2 separate regions of the Mus musculus genome follow, and region 1 is linked to region 2. The links are chromatin loops, found by intact Hi-C in ENCODE. Cell type or tissue: left cerebral cortex. All regions are shown on one strand. Each heading gives the region's core, and the rest is flanking DNA. Links, peaks and the distances in the headings are about the cores only.

Region 1 (5,376 bases), core at 263-5,262, 290 kb after region 2:
TGCGGTCGGGCGGTCGGTATGGATGGAGTGTAAGGTATGATTGTTGGTAACAGGACAGTCTGCCCCATTTTCTTGTTCCTCTAGTTTAAGTGATACAGGATCTGGTCCTCCTCATATTTAAAACACCCCTATGCATGCCTTTATCATACAAAGTCCCTTAAAGAGGCAGGTGTGTTGAAGGAGGGACTGTGGAACTGCTATGGAAATGGGGGAAGAATCAGCGGTGCCTTGGGTACTCCCACAGTCCCTTCCGATTATGTGTGAAGATTAGCTTCTAGCTCCTCAGAGTAAATCTCATTGCTATTTGATGTGGCTTAGACTCTTTCCTTTCTGTCTGTGTTTCCTGTTTTAAGAGATATATTTTTAATGCAATGTGTGTGAGTGTTGGCCTGCATGTGTTTATGTGCACCAGGTTTGTGCAGCTCCCTTGGGGGTCAGAAGAGGGTGTCAGGAATCCTGGAACTGGAGTGACAGATGATTGGGAGCCACCATTTTGGTGCTGGGACCTGAACTTAGTCTGCTTCTAAACCAGCAAATGTTCTTAATGGATGATCCGGGTCTCCTGCTCCCAGGTCTCCACACAGCAACCAAAGCACCCTGTACACATAGGACATGAACAAGCTGACAGGGAGAATGGCAGCACAGTACTGGGATTGGTGGTGAGACTGAGAGTCTTCAAGTGTGGGTGGCACAGGGGCACGGGGCCACGGAGCCATGGAGCTGTGAAGCCATGAGGACATGGAGGCACAGAGGCATGGAGGGGCAGAGACATGGAACCACAGAGACATGGAGACATGGAGGGACAGAGGCTTGGAACCCTGGAGAGATGGAGGCATGGAGCCCTGGAGGGACGGATGCACAGAGGCATGGAGACACGAAGGCATGGAGGCATGGAGCTACGGAGCAATGGTGTACAGAAATACACAGGGGTACCAATCTCCTAGTGTACAGAGGTTTGTAACAAATTAGAGAAAGCAAAGAAAGGAAGGAGGGAAAGAAACTGAGTGAAAGGAAGGATAGTCTGGGGTCATTTCATCCTGGCAGCAAAATGGCATATAAGGAAACATGATTTCAAGTTGGAGAATTTGCCCCATTCCCTATATGAGTTGGGTGTCCTTGCTCAGAATTTTTTTTGGGGGGGGGGAGAGGAGAATGCTAATATTATCATTGTCAGCCCTCCTTGAACCTGGCCGCCTCCCTAGTCCTGGGTATTATAGGACCGTTGTCAGCTCTCCCAGAGCCCACAGGATAGTCTGTGACAAAGATGACACCAGGAAGAACAAGTGGTAAGATGCTGGACTAGGACTCTCCAGAAATCTCACCCAGCATGGAAGTTTTTGGCGAATGCTTGTCTGTAATGACAGGACTGCTGTGAAGACATTTTATCTGTGGAGTTAGCTCAAGATTACTCTAGACACGTAGGTGGGCGTCACCCACACGGGAGCCAGAGAGACTTCCTGGAGTCAATGAAATTGTACCTCAAGCTTCCAGTGGGCTGTAACTGCTCTGGGATTCCAGAGGGATTTGCAAGATTTAGGAGTTGTATGAGCCAAACCCCTAAAATCAATCCCCTGGGCAAGTACTTTTGCACACAGGAAGATTCTGTACACAGAATTCTACTGAAGTAATCCTTTAGTCCTATAAAGTAGGTGTGTGTGTGTGTGTGCATGTGCGTGTGCATGTGTGTGTGTTGGGAGAATCTGGCTGTTGGGCCCAGACAGGCCTGCAGTGAAATGAGCCAATGAGATGAAGCAACAGCATGACCTATGACCTAGAAGCTCTGGGAGGGTCTAAGTCTGGGAGTGAGATCAGACTCATATATTTTTAAATGACTTAAGTTACTTTTGAGACTAGGAGTCAAGAAAAACGTGCTTAAATTGGAGCAAGATGGATGCTTTATTTCATCAGACAGAACAGGTGCTGGGACTATTCTAGAGTCAGAAATAGAACAACAAGTACAAAAAAAAACCATCATTGATGTTGGAGAGTCTTGTAAACGACCTAAGAGGTTCACATTACAGCCAAGGCTGTGTCTGTGGCGTCCTTCAGATCCCTGGGAAAACACTGACTGTGTGCAAGGTGCTGGGGGCAGAAGGTGGAGGTCAGCTGGGAGTTCCTGCTGGCAAAGCTGGAGAGGGAGGGCCGGCAGTTTTAAAGTTCTTCCATGTTGAGTGAAGGCACCATCCAATCTCCTGCCCTTTCTAGGCCACTTCTGTTCCAAATCAGTTCTTGTCGCCAAGAGTGCAGCCAAGGTGTCTGGATAGAGTCGCCCAAGCTGGGGTTCTCCAAGTGCTGGGGAGGGGCTGGCCAACGAGTTCAGCCTGAGGGCTGGTGTCTTCCAGCCCCACAAAATCTGCCCACGCCCACAGCATTCAGCATCCTTAGCATCAGCCTTGGGATGGGATGGCAGGTTGTTCCAGAGAATGTAGTCTGTTTCCCTCCATCCTCCCCTGACTCAGTCATACAGTTCCTTTCGGATTCAGGAACTCCAGGCCCAAATCAAGCAGCCCTGAGAGTGCTGTGACTATTGCTTAACCCTTCCCCAGTGTAGCCTGGAACAGCTGGCACCATACTCTTGCAGTCCCCACTCTGAGGCTCACAAGGCAGCGGGATGGTATCTCTGTGCCACCCTGGTGGAGGGGCGCTAGCGAGGAAGATACTCACCTGTAGAGATCTGGGGTCTCTCTTGACACCCGGACTGGATTCGGGAAGGCATGGAAGACGCATGCATGACAGCTAGAGCAAGAGGTGGCAGGAGGACGCTGGGTGATGGGTGCAGGTGAGGCTCGAGCGGGAGGCAGGCCGAGGGCGCTGCGGGGAGGACGCATTGGCAGCTGGGGCGACGCGGACGCGCATAGGGCTGGGAGGGGTGTGCGGGGAGGCGAGCCCGGGCGGGGACACCGCAGGAGCAGGAGGAGGGAGTTCGGAAAGGAGGGAAGAGCGGCGAGGCGAGGGGAGAGTGGTGCTACGGGCCAGGCGGGCCACCCCGGGCCACACCCCCACCTTGCGGGCGCCCGGCGGGGCTCGAGCCAGGCGGGGCGCCTCACAAAGACATGCGGAGAGGGGCTGCACAGGGCCGCGGCACAAAGACACCCGGGTGCTCGGCCGCACGGGCTGCAGTGATCACCCCCTCGCTGAGCCCCGGGGCAGAGCCCAGCCGCCGGCCGAGCGCACGGAGCCAAGGGCCGAGCGCACCCAGGGCCCGCGCGGGACCCCAGGCGGCCACGCAATCGGGGTGACCCATCGCGCGCGGGGGCGTCGTCGTCCGATCCCAACTTGGCCTCGGCCTCGCCCTCTGCCCAGCCTGCCACCGCTGGTGTCCTCTCCTTCCGGCGATTTCGTTTCTTCTCACGCTCCCCCCTCTATACCCCTCCCGCCTCCAGCCCCGCTCTCCCCACCTTGTAAAACAAAGCCGGGGAAAATGCCTACCCGTGCAGCTCGGAGCGCGCAGCCCGTCTTGGAATAAGGAGTGAGTACAATGGCGTGTTGGTAAAAACAAAAAAGAAAAAAAAAAGAAAGAAAGAAAAAGAAAAGAGGAAAGAAAGAAAGAAAGAAAGAAGGAAAGAAGGAAAGAAAGAGAAAAGAAAAGAAAACAGAGAGAGAGAGAGAAAGAAAAGAAAAAAGCACCAAGTCTGTGTTAAAACAAACAAACAAACAAACATTTTGAATGCTGCATGCCTCATGCTTGCCAGCGCCTCGCGGGAGAGACCCGGCTATACTGCAGGAGGTGAGACCCTGGGCATCCATCCTGGCCCGCGCACGCTCTCCCGGGAGGGCAACGCAGGTCCCCTAGCTTCTCATCTTCCTCTCCATTCTGTGGGTTGGATGTGATTCGGGCTTGGTGACCTCAACCCCAGCACGCATACATTCCTGGCTCCGTCTTGCGCTTTTCCGCTGGTGCCTGGGGTTTTTGCGTTTGCCTCCCTCGGGTGTTGGTTTGGCGCAGCTTAAGACAGTTTCCAGAGAGGAGGGTCAGCCCTAGAGAGTAGCCCTCAAGCAGGTTGCACGGTGGCCCTGATCACACTTGTTGCCCATTGCATGGGGGACACGCAGTAGTGCTGGGGCAAACAATTAAAAGCTTGTTTCTGCTGCTGTTTTGGGGGTACTGGTGGCTGGCGGGCGGGAGAACCGATTATGGATGAGGACCAGAGACCAGGAGCTTAAAGAGGAGGACCATGGGGGAGGGGAGCGATAGTGATGGTGTGAAGGGTGTGTGGAAAGACCTGCCTCGCCTCTCACCGAACAGTAGAGGCTGGGAATCCAGTATCTAGATTAGATAGGGTTCAGGAAAGGCGCGCGCGCGGGGTGGGGGGGGGGGTGTTTTGTTTTTAAAATATTTATTCTGTATGCCACCAGATTCTATCCATTAAGTCTGCCAATTGTGCATTATCTGTTTCTGCTAATTAAATATAAGGACATAGCTTAAAAGAATTAAACTCCTTCAAGAAATTTATCAGCCCAACACACACACATACTTTGGTCACACACTGTGGTCATACATATACACACACACACTATGGTCTCTCACACACAGAAAGAGAATGGGGAGGGAGGGAGGAGGGAGGGAGGGAGGGAGGGAGGGAGGGAGGGAGGGAGAGAGAGAGAGAGAGAGAAAATAAAAGAATAAAATACATTACCATATCTGCCCTCTCTCCCCCCACCAAGTGCATCATGACAGTATCTTGGAGGAATTTCAGGCTGGGCTGGGTAACATTGGTGGTGGTTTCTAATTCTCTCTATGAAAAAGCTTTCTGAAAATCAGTACCTCTGGGGAGTGGGGGACCTTTGCTTAGAGAGGTGCTGTGGGGCTTCTTTGCTGTGATGGTTTGTTTTTGGGGGGTCTTTTGGTGTTTTGGGGGGCTCAATTTTATTTTATTTTAGTCAGAATCTGAGTCCTCATGAGGCTACAGGTGATGGTGATTTTTAACTGCTGTAAGCACTTCTAACAGCTCTTAAAAATCCAAACAGCCAACATCTGGCTGAGTGCTTATTTCAAGTGTCCTTGCCCTTGTCAATACAGCAAAAGTGCCTTGTTCTCTGTGGCTGTAATCAGAACAGGTGAATTGGCAGAAAGGGAGTCAGTCACGCTGGTAGGTGGTGGGCTGAGCCTCACTTAGGAAGTTGCTGCTGCAGCTGACCCTGGAGTCTCTATGCAGAGCACTGCTGCTGGGCTAGGTGGGGGCTGATTCCTCACGCCTGCTCTGATTTCATCATCTCTAAGTGAGGACTTCCCTCGATCTTGGCTGCTTGAGGAGGTCCCTTCATCTGCCTCCTTTGGACAACTCTCGTCCTGTAGCTCATCAACTAGCTGTTTGGAAAAGTGTCTTTCTGATGGGGAACTGGAGAACCTTAGGAACTCACACTGGCAGCACACAG
Region 2 (5,376 bases), core at 232-5,231:
ACTGGTAAGAAGGACACATGCTCCACTATGTTCATAGCAGTCTTATTTATAATAGCCAGAAGCTGGAAAGAACCCAGATGCCCCTCAACAGAGGAATGGATACAAAAAATGTGGTACATTTACACAATGGAGTACTACTCAGCTATTAAAAGGAATGAATTTATGAAATTCCTAGGCAAACAGAAACTCTTAAGGGAGGAGAGTTTAGTTTAACTCTAATTGAGGGGCTGCATTTCATGAGAGGAAAGACAAGGCAGCAGGGTCTTGAGATGAGATGGCTGCCAGTCTGTGCACACATGCAAATTCACCAATCAGGAGGGTGTCTGGTGCCCTGCGCTTTTACTCTGTGCCTTAGTCCCTTGCAATAGGGTGTCTTACTGAACATAGCGTTAGGGTGGTGACCGGCAAGCCCCAGTGACCCCTTGTCTCTGCCCCCACTACTCTGTGGATACAGATATGCTACCAAGCCCAGCTTTTTAATGTGGTGCCAAGGATTTGAACTCGGGTCCTCGTGCTCGAGCAGCAAGCATGCTTAACCACGGAGTCATTTCTCCACCCCTAACTTACAAAAACACTGAAGCTAGAATTGTTAGAAAAATCTCTTCTTCCAACATAATCTGTTAGAGTCAGATCAAATTCTGCTCTCCAAAAGTCAACTGGAAATCAGTCTGTAACCTCCTAAGTATGTACCTTGCAAAGAGGGGTAGTCACAGATTTGTGTATAGCATTCAATTATTGATCATACAAATGAGTCATGATCAATACTTTTTTTTTTCAGTTTTCGTTTGGCTCATTAAAAATGCCCAAAGAAAACAATTACAGCAATTTTACTTACAAATGAGTTGTACTCTTTACGTTCAAATATAAATTGATTGTTTTGGATGTAGACTAGATTCCCTTATAGAAATAACACTGCAGAGTGTACCTAAATTGAAGCAGAAAGCAAATTTAGCACAAAAACATGTCAAAATGGCAATTAGGTTTGTGGCAACTGTACAAACCTCCTTTCACAATTCTGCAGAAAACAGATTTTAAGAATGAGGCTGCCCAAGACTCGTATTGCTCTGTTCCCATCTTTTCTGCAGTGTGCCCCCACACTTCTCTCCCTCTCCTGACAGTTCACAGGAGTTACATAATGGTCTCATGGGATGCAGACTCATGTCTGCCACCTCAGCAGCTGCTTCCAGAGGGGAGTGGTGTCCTGAATGTGGGTTCTGACACTGTAGCCAAAAGCAGCCCTCGAATGCTGCCGTATCTGTGGGTGTGAAGCTGGTTTGTCCATGGAAGTGGTTTATCCTGTAGTGTGCTGCTGTTGCTGCTGCTGTTGCCGGCTCGTGAGTGTGTGTGTGTGTGTGTGTGTGTGTGTGTGTGTGTGTGTGTGTGTGTGTTTACAGCAGTGGCTTATCTATTGGCGTGATGCTGGTGTGTCTGCATGGACACAGAGGAGGAATATTCTGTTGGTGTTTTAGGAAATCACTGAGAGATAATCCCCCAAGACTTATGTTTTAGTTCACTTGTAGATTGAGTTTCAGCCTACAGAATCTCCACTAGCCCGGCAGACAAAGTTATTGTGTTTATTCTCCTGTCTCAGGAGTCTAATCAGTAAAATCACGTTTGTAGAGCCTGACCCTTGCCATTTCAAACGCTGTGTTTCATTTGTCTCCTGTGACCTGCTGTTCTGTTTGGTAGATTGTTTACTTAAGACAAAACAGAAAGTCTAGTCTTGTCTTCCAAACCCAAAACTCTTTCCCTTTTTGTAACATTGTGGCTATTAGGGATTGGACCTGGGAACTCAGGGAGACATTCTGCACTGAGCCGCATCCTCAGCCATTATGTTTAGCTTTAACTTTCTGGTTATTTGAAATGTGACTGCACTCTGTTATCTAGATTGGCCTGGAACTCGGTATGTAGCGCAGGATAGGCTCGGGCTCTTAGCAGTCGTCACGCTCCAGTGTCCTGACTTCTGGGATTACCATCATAAATCATATCTGGCCCAGAGCTCTTCACTATTTGCATATGTCACCCTGAAAGAGAGCAAAGGCCTGCTTATAATTAATAACCTACCTGCTCACCTGGCAAGTTCTCTTCTGTTAGGGATTTACCCAGTTTTGATAGAGTTGAAGATGAGGCATCTAGATTCCCAGCAAAACTGTCAGCGTGATGAGAATGGGGAATCTTAGCTCTGCTCTTTGGGTCTCTTTGGTTCTGCTTTGCGTGGGGTTGGAGATGATGGGTAGGTATCCACAGCCATAGGCTCTCCAGCAAAGCACTGGGACGCTCCCTAGCTGTCGGTGTGAACGGAACCTCTTGGAAGTACAGCTGTGTTACCTAGTGGAGTTTCTGCCTGCATCCCCACTGCCTCCTGCTAGACCTTGAACTCCCTGGGCAGCCCACATGTGGATGATTCCTCTTAGATAGCATCTGCCGGAAATAATGGTCATCTTTTTAGACTCAGGCCAGTTGGAGGTCGTGCTTGGATTGTTGTGTATAGCCCTATGTGGTAGAGTGACCTGGCAGTCAGTTGCCTGGGACGCACAGAGCGAAAGAGAAGTGGGTGGGGTGGGTGAAGAACATTTCATTCTAAAACACAACTCTGGGAAGAGAGAGAAACATCGGAGGTTGGATGTTCAACTTGAGATGCCCACACAGGCTCCGACCATATGGAAACAGCAGGTGTGCTTGAGCTTGCGTGTAGTCTGTCTTCAGAGTGCGGCTGCTCTTTCCAGAATTCAAAGCAAGCTCTCCCTGAGAAGTCTGACCGAAAATTACACCTACCAGTCTGTTGTTTTGAAAACCAGAAGCCCAAAGTTGCAACCTAATTCTTCTTCTAGCGCATGAAGTGAAATTAGACGATTTTCTCCTTTGAGTTGGCCATAAACTCTCAAGAAGAGAACATGTGGGTTTGGAAGTGTTTCGCTCTGATTTCCCAAATGCAGAGTGCATCATAGTCAGTGAGGAGATTAAGCCAAAATTAGCCACTTTAAAAAATCACCCACCCACCCCCCCCTTGAGAGAACAGCGTGGTTGCCATGGCAGAGATGGAGAGTCCCCGTCCACCTGTTGCTTCCACTCTCCTTGTCAGAGCAGACGGCTTTTATTCAGATGCTTGGCATCAATTAACTCAGGGAATGTGGACCCCTGGATAATTAACATAAGTCAATTATGGCAGTCTTTCTCTTGCAGTATTTGTTTATAATGACCATCCTGTAAAAACCAACTGGGACTTGCAAATGAGGTGTTTCCAGAGAGAACACCAGGTCTGACTGCGGGACAAGCCTATAAAACTCTCTCTCTCTCTCTCTCTCTCTCTCTCTCTCTGTCTGTATGTGTGTGCACGAGTGTGCATTCACATGTGTGCAGCATTCTTTGAGGTCAGAAGAGGGCATCAGGTCTATGGAGCTAGACCTCTAGGCAGTTGTGATCTCTTTTCCTTCCCCCAGCTCATTCTACCCTAAAACTATTTATAAAACCAATTTCCAAGAGCAAAATCTTTTGCTTCACTCACAGAGTTGCTGATAAAGAGCACAGGCTGTTTTCAGAGATTTCTTAGTCAGCACCTACCATCTCTACCGTCTCTTTGACTTTAGCCTCCTCAGAATAAGAGAACGCCTTGAAAGCCAACACTGCTCGCAGCTCTTTGAAGCCCTCAAGTCTCTCTAAGCAGCTCTGCCTGCTGGGTACAGGGAACGTGCCTACAACTTAATTTTAGGCTATGCATGAACTCAGTTCCTCAGAAGACTCCACAAAGAAAGTGCGTAATTACTGTGCTGCTGAGAGGGCTCAGCATCTAAAGGGGCCAGGCTTGGCCTGAGCTTCATCTCTGGGGCCCACAGGGTGGAAAGAGAGAACCGACTCATAGAAGTTGTCACATGACTTCCATGGGTACATGCCTGTGTCCCCCTCAAATACATGTAATTAAAAAACGTTAAATATTTAGTTTTTAATGCCTCTTAGTTTAAATCTTTAATGTAATTTATCACTCCACCCATTGTGATTTCCCCTAAATACTGTATTGTTTATTATTTATGTTGTCTTTATCACTGTGAGACTGACAAAATGGAGATCCTGAAGGAAAGATGGTTTTCTCTATACCACACACTATCTATCTCATCTAAAAGCTAGATCCTAGTCACCTCCTCAAACATCGAGTGGGCAGCCAGTGTGAGCAATCCCTTGCCTTGCTTCCCACCCCTAGATATGAACACTCATGGCACTGAGGGAATGACATGTTTGGGCCATATCAAGAGAATGAGGTCTCAAGTTCTAGGAAAATGGCTCCTCACTACCCTGCCTTAGCAGAGACAGCATGGAATGAAGTCAGTGGAGGAACTGTGTTGTTGATGGCTGACAACAAGATCACATGTGACGTCCGTGGGTCCGTGGATTACAGAGCCTCTCGGATTCTGTCCACAGGCTTTCTCTGAAGTCCAAGCCCATGCTGACTTAATCTCTGTACTTCAAGGCTTCTCATCTTGCTGCTCTCAAGTGTGCCAATGCGTCCTTTTTTTTTTTTTTTAAGATTTATTATATACACGTGACTACACTGTAGCTGTCCTCAGACACACCAGAAGAGGGCATCAGCTCCCATTTCAGATGATTGTGAACCACCATGTGGTTTCTGGGAATTCAAATCAGGACCTCTGGAAGAACAGTCAGTGCTCTTAACCGCTGAGCCATCTCTCCAGCCCCAGAAATGTGTTGAACAGCTTTTTGTTACTGTGATAAAACACCTGAGGAGATAACTTAGTGGAGAAGGCATGGATTTTGGTTCATGGTCTCAGAAGTTTTAATCTATTGTTTACCGGTGCCAATGCTTTGCGCTTGAGTTTAAGTGACAGCAGGCTGTATGTTGGACACCACTGCTTGCCGCATGGAGGCCAGCCAGCAGGGGGAAAGAGGTCGGAACTCTGCCTCCCTGGCACATGACAGAGGACCTCACTCTCCTCTGCTGGCTTCTTCCTCGTTGTCACAGTGGCCCATCAGTTTATGAAGGATTATTAGATCAGTCCATCAGTGGAGCCAGACTCCTCACAGCCAGCTCTTTCCTGCAGAGCAACCAACTGGCAACAGACTCTTCTTGGTTCGCAAATTCAGAGCCAAGCCCTAGCATGGAACCTGGACTTTAATGTCAAATAAAATTCCGTAGGTATAATCTGTCATAACACATGATCTCTCCCTTTCCATGGACATTCTGCTTGAATTATTAGTATTAATTAATAATTGATAATTGATGTTTACCAAACTTGTCAATGATCAAAGAACCAGATTGAAATCACAGGGCTAATATGTCCAAATAAGACCTTCATATTATTTAAGTAACAGTAAGGGAAGCCCTGCTGTCTTGCTTTGGAAACTGTTAAACAACTGACAGAAAAG

What was found. A loop is a pair of places that touch in the nucleus more often than their neighbours do. Peaks named below come from ENCODE experiments on the same cell type or tissue, not always from the same donor. Only the 100,000 strongest peaks of a DNase experiment are listed, where the experiment ranks them.
Region 1: it touches region 2 in a loop (6-fold over the local background); 3 of 42 quality-filtered maps call a loop at or near these places.

Annotation. Positions count from the first base shown.
Region 1 is chr1:189,341,394-189,346,769 of GRCm38, reverse strand. It overlaps Kcnk2 (potassium channel, subfamily K, member 2), which reads left to right and starts at 3,417. Exons shown (of 7, transcript NM_001159850.1): 1 at 3,417-3,727. The coding sequence starts at 3,682. A430027H14Rik (RIKEN cDNA A430027H14 gene) reads right to left here and starts at 3,719. Exons shown (of 3, transcript NR_165462.1): 1 at 3,430-3,719; 2 at 2,665-2,811; 3 at 1,878-2,303. In left cerebral cortex, for the core only: no CTCF peak of the experiment used is centred there; DNase peaks (open chromatin) are centred at 3,349, 3,970, 4,129, 5,216 and 4 more places; H3K4me3 peaks cover 2,844 bases; H3K27ac peaks cover 2,895 bases.
Region 2 is chr1:189,629,784-189,635,159 of GRCm38, reverse strand. No RefSeq gene overlaps it. Among named protein-coding and RNA genes, the nearest start is that of Gm30088, 13 kb to the right of the region's middle. In left cerebral cortex, for the core only: a CTCF peak has its summit at 4,560 (motif pointing right); DNase peaks (open chromatin) are centred at 1,130 and 2,700.